Linked DNA regions of Homo sapiens: region 2 is linked to region 1. Evidence: read pairs that join two places in POLR2A ChIA-PET (ENCODE). Cell type or tissue: MCF 10A. All regions are shown on one strand. Each heading gives the region's core, and the rest is flanking DNA. Links, peaks and the distances in the headings are about the cores only.

Region 1 (5,302 bases), core at 601-4,600:
GGGGAGAAAGAAAAACTGAAGGGGAATACAGAAAAAGAATTCACACACAATCGCTCGACTAAAATGTAGCTTAAGAAAGTGAAGCAGAGGTTTTTAAAAGTAAGATTTGCTGCTTCCTAGTAGAGGGAGAATTGCTTCAAACAGCAAAGCTATCATAAAAGATCAATCATTCATGTAAAACTTATTCCAAAATATTTCAAAGTGACTTTCTCGGCACAAATTTTCATTAAGTCTGAAAAACAGATTTGCAGTTTGGTTTTTTCTAAACTCAAGATTTACAATGAAGGCAGTGACCTAAACAGAAACATACACTCCCACTTCAAAAATAAAAAAAACGAAGATGCAATACTTCTTTAAAACTCGCCCAAAAACCTGGAAAGCAAAGAAAAAGCCACTTCTATTAATAGAGTCACAAAATGTTATAACGACTTTTATCAAAAGAAGCTTTTAGTTTTAATTCCAACAACTTAAACCTACATAATTCACCATCGTCTTTAGACCTAAAGCTACTCCGAATTACAAATGCTTGGTCCATCTCTATTACATTTGTTCTGTAACAAACCCATTTAAGTAAACAAAATCATGACAGCATTATGGAAGAAACACTAATTTTAAAAACCGTATTTTTAAATGTTAATCATTTTACAGTTTGGAATATTATGTACTAATCATATCAGAACTTTCCAATATAGAGAGAGTAAGTCCTTAGCATTAAAAAAAAGTTACATTTTAGAACTTCCTAGATTTCAACTGAAATATATATTATCTAGTCTCTGCAGGGTATGGCAAAAGTAATTTATGAAATCCACCATAAAAATTATTCAAATGCCTTGTTCTAAATCTAATTACGAAATTACGCATTTTTTTTTTTTTGATACTAAATGGTTTTTGCCAGCAAAAAGGAGTGAACCTACTTCTTAAAACACCCGAGTAACCAAGCTGCTACTAAGACTAGAAGGATGCTAATTCTGGCAAAAGTCAAAGGTTACTAACAAAAATTAGCTAAGATTATATGTTTGCAGAAAGTCAATTCAGGGTAATTCCGCTATTATCCTGTTGTGTTTATTATTCCTAAATAACTGGCAATTCCACCTTAAACTACGGTGCAAAAACTAAATGCATTAAGAAACTAATTGGGAAATAAATGTGTTTTTTTAAATAAAAACAAACGTACTTAGGTTTTTGAAGGGAAACAGCTATCAATCTTCAACAGGGCTTTTTAAAGCCTCTGCACCAGCAAATAAACCTTTCAGGTTAACTAAACACACTTGTGTCTTTGAAAATCTAGTTTGAGAAATCCTAACAGCAGTTTGGGACAAGTGATGGAGCCACCGCCCTCCACCCTACACCAATTTCACTGTCAGTACATGCAGTGCTAACAGTAAGATCAGCTGTGTCTTTTATTAGGAAGCATGTTTTATTGGGGGCAAGGAGGGGTTCAGTTAGGTGCTAAGAATGTGTCCTGCATACCGCTGTCACTCTCAGTACTCAAAAAGTAAACATATCAAAGCCAGAAGCGTAAACTGGCATGACAAGACTAGGAAGAGAAAGTAGGGGACAAAGACAAAACAGAAATTGGCTGGAGAAAATAAATTTAGACAAACAATTTACAACTTTCACTTAGACCCTAAGGCAACACATTCCAGCCGACCCAACGCGCTCAGCCGGGGCGACCGTGAAACTACTGAGAACAACAAAGAGGAGCGGCGGCCGCGGCAGGAGTCCCGTCCGAGTTTAACTTGATTCTCCCACGAGCTGCAAGCGGAGCTGGGGGCCCGAGGGACGCGAGGCACCGCCGCCCGGCATTCAGCCGGCCCGCCCGGCCCGGCTCGTCAGGCCGCCGCGGTCGCCCTCCCAGAGGATTCCGCGCGCTCCCAGCCGCCGCCGCCGCCGCCGCCGTCGTCGGGAGCCCGCCCCGGGGCGGGGAAGCCACAGGCGGGGTGCGCGGGCCCGGCCGGGGGAAGGGGAGGGGACATGGCGCGGTTACCTGGGCTCGGGCGGTGGCGAGGGGAGTCCGCTCTCCCGCGCTGCTGGTCCGCGGACGCACCGGGCCCGTAGCTTTCCCCGGCGGCCCGGAGAGCTCCTCGGCCCCCGCCCCGAGGCGTCCCGGCCAGGCCGCCCCTCCTCAGCGCCGCGCCGCTGCCCGCGCGGGCCGGACCGCCTCGAGCTCCCGGGCCGCCCTGCGGCGGGGGGCCTCTCTCGCTGGGCGCCTGGCTCCCCTCACCCGCTCCCACCCCCTGGGCGGCCGCGGAGCCTAGGGGAGAGCAGGAAGGGCCTCCCGAGGAGAGCGGGAAGGCGCGAACGCAGGCTCCGCCACCCAAACCGCTCCGTTACCGCAGCGGCGACGACGACCAGGGCCGTGTTGTTGCTGCCAACTTGTCGAGAAGCCACTGAGCATGCGCGCGCGGGGACCACATCCGGGTAATTTCAGGGTTTGGCCCTTTTCCCCCGCAGCTTTCCTTTCTCCCGGCTGCCCCCGCCTCCCGCTCCGAGTGACGGGGAGGGTCGCTCTGCGCAGGCGCCTACAGGGCAGCGCCAGCCGGCGGGCGGCTCTGAATCTGGACCTGGGCCTGGGCCTCAGCGCGGGCGGAGGCGAAGGCCTGTTTGAGGGAGTGGTCGCCGGGGAAATTGGCATCTCGTTGCAAAAAAGTATCCAAGGAGCGCGGGAGAGCTCGGCGTAGAGTGGGCGTCCAGTAAGTGTTTATAAATAGCTATTAGCCCGGCCTTTGTTGTTTTTTTGTTTTGTTCTGTGTTGAGGACCTGCGTAGGCACAAAAATTGGCCTTCAACAGCCAGTCGACAGCTCTGGGGAGAAGGTGGCTAGGTTGTAGGAGTTCACTTCGGGAAGAAACAGACGCTGGCGGCACCTTCCTTCTCTTTCTGGCAGCCCCGAATCACGAGCCCCAGAGGTGTTTACACTCGAGAGACGCACAGGACAGTCAAGGAATCACATATTGAAGAGCCTTGCCAGGCGTTGCAAGTGTGAGTGGATTTTGTTGGAAGAGATGTAGGCGCACTCTCGGAGCTGGAGGCGAACTTCGAATCCTACGACACACCTGTTAACTAGGTTACCTGTTTGTTTGGTGGGGGAAGGCATAGGCTCTGCTTTTGACTTTATGCCTCTTTTATTTCACATTTTTTACAAGACGCATGCATTTCTTTTTCATTTAAAACGCATTAATGATTTATTTTCACCAACCAGGAACTACTTTTAGTCCCTCCAAAACCAATGATTAGCCAGTTCTAAAGTCATTTCTTAGGTCACGTCGCCCAGAAAATCTCTACACCCACCGTACGCCTTCGCCACTCATACTCAGTGCTTCATTCTATCCTCCACATCACCGCCTGGGCCATTCCCTCTTTGACCAGAAAGCCCCTAAAGCTCCAAACTGGTGTTCTCTTACCCCTGGGGTTTATGGAGACCAGTTTTAAGGGAATTCATTTCCACATCTTCCATTGCTATATATTCTATTTTCTAAACTTGCCCAGCTTGAGAAAGGAGCTGAGGACACAGCATCCCCTTTCAAAACTGTCCTCCCACCTTACAGAAGAAAGTCAAAATTCTCACCCACTACTAAGGTGCATGGGATCAATGCAGAACCTCCCCAGCAATCCAAAAGGGACAATTCAAAAATCGGTATCTATGCTGAGAAAGTAAATGACCTTAGTGAATGGATATTAAATTATTTTTCAAGTCAGATAGTTTTCAAATCTTTTCTGTCAACAAAACTGAAGGAAGATCTGTCAGCTGATAGATTACAAAACATGATTTGGTAACAGATCAATATGTGAATCTTAGGTAATATACCTCAGAAGAAGTTTTTAAGAAATTGAGACATTGTTATAACTAAACTTCTTCTATTCCGTCTGTATTAGTTACCTATTGCTGTATAACAATCTCACCACAAATATAGAAGCCTAAAACAACAAACATTTATGATCTTACAGATTCTCTGAGTCAGGATTCCAGGCATGGCTTAGCTGGGTCCTCTACAAAGTGAGGCTGGAACAAAGGATCTGCTTCCAAGTTCATGTGGTTGTTGGCACCATTCAGTTCCTTGCAGGCTACAGGACTGAGGGCCTTAGTCCTTTGCAGGCTGTTGGCTGGAGACCCCCTCTGTTCCTTGCCATGTGGTGCTCTCCATAGGGAAGCTAACAATATGGCAGCTTGCCTCTTCGAAGCCAGCAACGGGAAGAGTCTCAGCAAGACACTGGTTTCAATCTTATGTAACATCATCACATACACAGTATCACTCATACTCTGTCACCTTTGCCATACATTGCTGGCCAGAAGCAAATCACAGGCGCCACCTACATTGAAGGGGAAGGAAACACACAAAAGCTTGAACACCAGGAGGTGGGAATCATATGGGGCCTCTTTAGAGTCTACCACACCATGTATTTATTTATGCAAATGATATTCCCTGTAAGCTCAACCTCTTCTCAGAATTTCCCTTCAGGTTCCCTTCACCTTTTTACTTAAGGAAACCCAACTTTGCCCTGGGACACTGCTCCTCCTTCCACCTCTCAAGTAGTGGCAACTGTGTTTTCTTTCTTTTGTTTTTTTTTTTTTTTCATTTTTAAAATAGATCAGTTTTATTCTGCTAGTTCCATAAAAACAATGTAAACGCAAGCGTTCTGTACATCTTGCTGGTGAATTCACATAACGTTTAGTTTCCTGATCCTTGACCTCCTCGTCTTCTCCAGTTATTTTCTGTTTGGACTACTGGCCACAGGAGTGGAGTGGGATTGGGGCTTAGGAGAGACCAATGTGGCCTTTTGGTATGACTTGTTTTATTGCTTGCCCTCTCAGCACACTCCTGTTACTCCTAACACAAAGGTTGAGATTTAAGCCCTTAAACCTGTAGGTTTCACCGTCAGCTTTTTCTTTTTTTTCTTTTTTTTTGGCATAGGCATTACTAGGGACGTGAATGGGAGACTGGTATAGAAAGTGGTGAGGAGCCGAAGCCAACAAATTGCTTTAAACACAAGATGAAAATGCTCTGTTCTGTCCTCACGAAGAATCACCTAATACTGGTGTGAGGCATCTCACTTAGCTGTAGAAAAGTCCTTGGAATTAGATCTCAGATAGTTCCAGCTTTAAGACAGTAAAACCTTTTGGCAATGGGCTAATTGCCTTAAAGGAAAGAAGAGTTCTTACTTGAAAGACCTTGCAGGTGGAGAAATTGTCCTACAAAGATTCTTGGAAATGTTAGTGGAGATAACTGACATGGGTAGCTGTGGGACAACCAGGAACTGTCAACAGCCCGATCTCAGCAAAACCAGAACAGCCAGTTAATAGT
Region 2 (5,302 bases), core at 388-4,387, 150 kb after region 1:
TTTTTAACTTAATATACAGATTATACATACATAGCTGTAAGTTTTTAATTTTACAAAAGAAGTTCCCAAATGGTAAATGGGTTTTTTCCTTTATGAATATTTTGTTTTCATAAATATATTAAAAGACAAAAACATATAAACACCCTCTAAGGGTGTCACCCATAAGCAGTTCTCAGAAATAGCTACTAAGCATAAATATATTATTCTCAAGAGAATATTTCTACAGAAGCATAGCCCAACATTTCCTATTAATGCATGATAAAAGTCATATTAGGAGCTAGGCGCGGTCGCTAACGCCTGTAATCCCAGCACTTTGGAAGGTCAAGGTGGGTAGATCACTTGAGGTCAGGAGTTCGAGACCAGCCTGGCCAATACGGCGAAGCCCCCGTCTCTATTAAAATTACAAAAATTAGCTGCCCTCAGGTGATCCACCCACGTCGGCCTCCCAGAAGTGCTGGAATTACATGCGTGAGCCACCGCGAACGGCCTATATGTATGTTTTTAAAAACAACTGTTTCTCTCATCTAATTTACAGAGTATTTGTAAATTGAAAATCAAAATTATGGGTACAACATCGCAATTAGCTTAACAACATGAGCAATGCTTAAGGAGTATACACGTTTAAGGGAGTGGGGGTGGAGGATGCAGCTATGAAGTTAGACCACTTGAGTTTGAATCTAGGCTTTGTCACGTTAAAACTGTGGTCTTAGGCAAGTTACTTAACCTACCTAAACCTTAGTTTCCTGGTTTGTAAAGTGGAGGCAGTAACAGTATCAACCTCAAAGGGTTATTTTGAGATAATCCGTGTAGAAACTAGCGCTCTGCCTGTCACTAGCAATTAATACATGCTACTATTGTTATCGTTATCAACTGCAACACTAACAGAAATAGCAATGCTATTAACCTCTTTGCTTAGAGGTGATAGCCACAAGCATCAGGAAGGTAAATCCACAGACAGAAGATGATAAAACGTTTTGTAAGAAAGCACGTGTTAATTTGATCACGCTTCTCACCACAAGCAACGTAAATTTTCTAGAATTATCTCTGGAACCAAAAAAGAAAGTCGAAACCTAGGACCACCTAGGTAACACCACATGCAGAGATAGTTATCGCCAGCGTGAAAGAAACACCTGCCAATCCCGGTCCACAGATGGCATTTAATAATAGACGGAATCGGTCCAATCTCAGAACTCTCCAGCCCGCAGCAAGTCTTTTTTTAAAGGGAGGAGCCACACACACAGCCTAACTCCTGCCGTTAACTCGGCCCGACTGAATAAAGGAGATAGGCTTGCCAAAGGGTTTCCAGCCACAGAAGTCCTTTTGTGGAGGGGTGCAGAAAGAGCGAGAAAGAGATGCTGGCGTTTGGAGGCCCAGGGCCTCGCTCCCGGGCGAGAGCGGGGCGCCCAGGCACCAGCCGGCGGAGGAACCTGGAAATCGCGCGCCGGGTAGAGCCGCGGCCGCTGGAACCTGGGTCGCCGCGATGTAGCCGGTCCCTCGCCCTCAGCCCGGACTCCGCAGACCGCTTCCCTTCCCCCAGCCCCCACCGCCAGGCCGGGAACGGCGGGGGCCGCACGCGCGGAGGCCGGAGGCGCGGCAGCGCTGGGCTCTCGGGGCCGGGCCAGGGGAGGCCGGCGCCCGCTCCTCTCCCGGACCCCCGCCCGGGCCCCACCGCGCCGGGCCTTACCAGAGGTCTCGCGCCGCGACAGGTGGTACACCCGGCGGAGAGGCCGCGCCCTGCCGCCCGCCCTGGCGATGCTCAGCTCCCGCGCCGCCCGGCCCTCCCCTTCTGCGAGCCTCCCGGAGCCGCCGTCAGCTCAGGCTCACACTGGCGCGGGCGGCCCCACACGCAGAGGCGGCCCGAAGAGCGGCCGAGAGAGGGGAGGGCGCGAGGAGCCGGCCAGCCGCGGGGCCCGGAAGGCGTGGCCCACGGTGGAGACGGACGGGCTCGCGGGCCAATTGGAGGCAGGAACCGGCCGGAGGGGCGGGCTCCGTCTGGAGGCTTAGCTGCCGGCGCTGGGGTTCCTGTCCTCCGCGCCTTCCTCAACCCAGCTCCTGGAGGTTACGGTTCTGAGGCGGGGCGGGCGGCCTCGTGGACGCGATGCTGAGGATGTGAGAAGTGCAGTGCGGAGGAGGAGGTGGAGCTCCGCCGCTCCATGAAGGAAGCCGGGGCTGGCCGACCGCGCCCCCCAGCACTCCTGGCCCGGGGGTCCCAGTCTCCGAACCCGCGGAGGCCAGGGAAGCTGGGAGTTGGGGTCTGTCCTGCCTGAGCCACAGAGGAAGGGGGAGAACGGGAGGGCAGGAGACGGCAAAGGAAGGAAGAAGAGGACCCAGGAAATGCGAGGCTTCCGCACTTCAGCGACGCTTTCACTTTCCGAGCTGTTTTGTGTGCTTAGGACTTGCTCTTCTGCAGAATTCTTTGCCACTCCTCATGGCTGCTGGCAAGGTTATTGGCCTGCGGTGAATTTACCAATCACCTCCACTGTCACAGTCACCATAAATAGATGCTCAATGTTCTGCCTCAGAAAAGCACCGGAACACTTAATTGTCTTGTCCTTGAAAGCCGCAGGGACCGTGCCTTCCAACATCCCTACCCCCGCCCTCCCAACGGTTGTGACATGGGAGGATATTTCTTCACCCTTATTTCAGAAAATGTTATCACCCAAAACTCTTTACTATAATGAGCTTGTGTACTCTTAAAACAAGGCATGGTAATGACAATTTCAAAAATAAGATGTAAAATATAAAAAAAGAGGCAAGGCAGAATAAAATTAAAAGTGATGGAAATGTAGGATTGAGAAGATGGAGTGGAAGTAGGGAAGAGTGAATTGCTCCCTCCTAAACTCTGACAATTAAATAAAATCTGGGGCAATCGCCCCTCTCTGAACATTGAAGGGTGGGGCCTGTGAGGAGGAAACTCCAGTTAGGTGATAATCCATAGGTGTGGTTGCTATAATAACCACCGCAGGCAAGGAGAGGTTATAAATATGAATGACCTAAAGTAACTCTGCTTGCCAGGAACTTACAAGATGCAGCAGGTTGGATGAAGGAAACTAAACATTACCAGTGTCTTTCTACATAAATGCTTCATTAGTAGAGGTGAAATTCTTTTGTCTTTGAAAGACAGTTGTGGGGGTGTTGGGGGGTAGATGGGGAATGGGGAGATGTTGGTCAAAGGGTAAAAAGTTTCAGGAGTAAGTTTTAGAAATATCGCACAGCATGGTGACTATAGTTCATAATGTATATTTCGCAATGGCTGAAAGAGTAGATTTAAAATATTCTCACCAAAAAGAAATAAGCATGTAAGGTGATGGATATATTAGCCTAATTTGATCATTCCACAATGTATTGAAACATTACATTGTATCCCATTGCATTAAAGTATATACATTTTTTTTCTTTCGAGATGGAGTCTTGCTCTGTCGCCCAGGCTGGAGTGCGGTGGCGTGATCTTGACTCACCGAAACCTCCGCCTTGCAGGTTCAAGCGATTCTTTTGACTTAGCCTCCCAAGTAGCTGGGATTACAGGCACCCGCCACCATGCCTAGCTGATTTTTGTGTTTTTAGTAGAGCCGGGGTTTCTCACCATGTTTCCCAGGCTAGTCTCGAATTTCTGGCCTCAAGTGATCTGCTTGCTTCGGCCTCCCAAAGTGCTGGGATTACAGACATGAGTCACCCGCGCCCGACCATAATTATATACAATTGTTTGTCAATTTAAAGAATTTAAGGACAGTTTGTCCTACATTCGAATAATCCCAGATTGAAAGTTGTAGAGAGCTATCATGGAGGGAACTTATTTTGCTTACATTGAAGTCAATTTATTCCTTATTAAATACCCGCTACTGTCAAGGAGGTAGAAACTGCTGTTTTCTGGTCTGCTCTGACAACAATTTCTTTCCCCTTAGCCACTTACAGTGATTGGTCAAAGGCTTCCTAATGAAAACAGAATTCCATCCTGGCTAACTCAGTGAAACCCCGTCTCTACTAAAAATACAAAAAATTAGCCGGGCTTGGTGGCGGCCGCCTGTAGTCCCAGCTTCTCGGGAGGCTGAGGAAGGAGAATGGTGTGAACCCAGGAGGCGGAGCTTGCAGTGAGCTGAGATCACGCCACTGCACTCCAGCCTGGGCGACAGAGGGAGACTCCATCTCAAAAAAAAAAAGAAAAGAAAAAGAAAACAGAACTAACTTTTTCTGCTACTGTGCACACACAGTCACCACAGAACACAATACTTCACCTTTAGTCACCAAAATGTGTGTGGGTTGCTCTTCACCAACAACCAGTTCTTCAGCTGTGACCTGGTGGGTGTCCTATCATTTAACTCAATTCTGATGCTATCTACCAGGAGATAGTGTCGCATCGCACAGGTTGAGGGCTCAGTCTCACAAGAGTGTCCCCCACTTCAGATGCCAGTCACAAGTCCCAGGTTGCCATTACCCTGTCACTGGGTTATATTAATTTGCTAGGATGGCTCACAAAACTCAAGGAAACACTTTACGTACGTTACAAAGGATGTCATAAAGGACACAGATGAACAGCCAGATGGAAGAGATGCATGGGGCACAGTATGTGGCAAGGGGTGTGGAGCTTCCATGCCCTCTCTTGGCTTACCACCCTCCATATGCCTTCACGTGTTCAGCAATCAGGAAGCTCTTTGAACCCTGTCCTTCTGGAGTTTTATGGAGGCTTCCTTACATAGGTGTGATTGATTACATCATTGACCATTGGAGATCAACTCAACCCTTATCTCCTCTTCCTTCCCAGGAGGTCAGGGGGCAGAGGATGGAGCTAAAAGTTCCAATCCTCTAATCACATGGTTGGTTCCCCTGGCAACCAGCCCCCATCCTGAGGCTATCTAGGAGCCCACCAAGAGTTGCCTCATTAGAACAAAAGATGCCCCTGTCACTCAGGAAATTCCAAGGGATTTAGAAGCTTTTTCTCAGGAACCAGGGCAGAGACCAAATATACATTCCTATTCTATCACAATGTCACAGGCTTCTTTTCCTTTACAATATAGTGACATATGGCTATTGAGTACTTGCAATGTGGCTATTTTAAGTTGAGATATACATTGGATTTGCAGACAGTGCAAAAACATGTAAAGAATGGAAATATCTTAATTTTTAAAATATTGATCACATGTTGAAATAATATTCTGTATATTTTCGGTTCATGCAACATATTATTAAAGTTATTTTTTAAACCTCTTTTACTTTTTAAATGTGGCTACAGAAAATTTAAAATTATATACGTAATTCCTATTTGTGGCTTGCACTCTATTTCAGTTGGATCATGTGGGTCTAAGGT

Evidence for each region. Peaks named below come from ENCODE experiments on the same cell type or tissue, not always from the same donor. Only the 100,000 strongest peaks of a DNase experiment are listed, where the experiment ranks them.
Region 2: POLR2A ChIA-PET joins it to region 1 with 20 read pairs; 24 of 35 experiments call an interaction of 5 or more read pairs at or near these places.

Annotation. Positions count from the first base shown.
Region 1 is chr18:51,027,309-51,032,610 of GRCh38, reverse strand. SMAD4 (SMAD family member 4) reads right to left here and starts at 2,398. Exons shown (of 12, transcript NM_005359.6): 1 at 1,988-2,398. It overlaps LOC107985152 (a long non-coding RNA gene), which reads left to right and starts at 2,517. Exons shown (of 4, transcript XR_007066370.1): 1 at 2,517-2,693. RefSeq lists a silencer at 1,784-2,363 and enhancers at 2,169-2,787, 2,644-2,813, 4,449-4,548. In MCF 10A, for the core only: no CTCF peak of the experiment used is centred there; DNase peaks (open chromatin) are centred at 1,920 and 2,450.
Region 2 is chr18:50,875,691-50,880,992 of GRCh38, reverse strand. ME2 (malic enzyme 2) reads right to left here and starts at 1,875. Exons shown (of 16, transcript NM_002396.5): 1 at 1,685-1,875. RefSeq lists a silencer at 1,487-2,046 and an enhancer at 1,585-2,086. In MCF 10A, for the core only: no CTCF peak of the experiment used is centred there; DNase peaks (open chromatin) are centred at 1,912 and 2,452.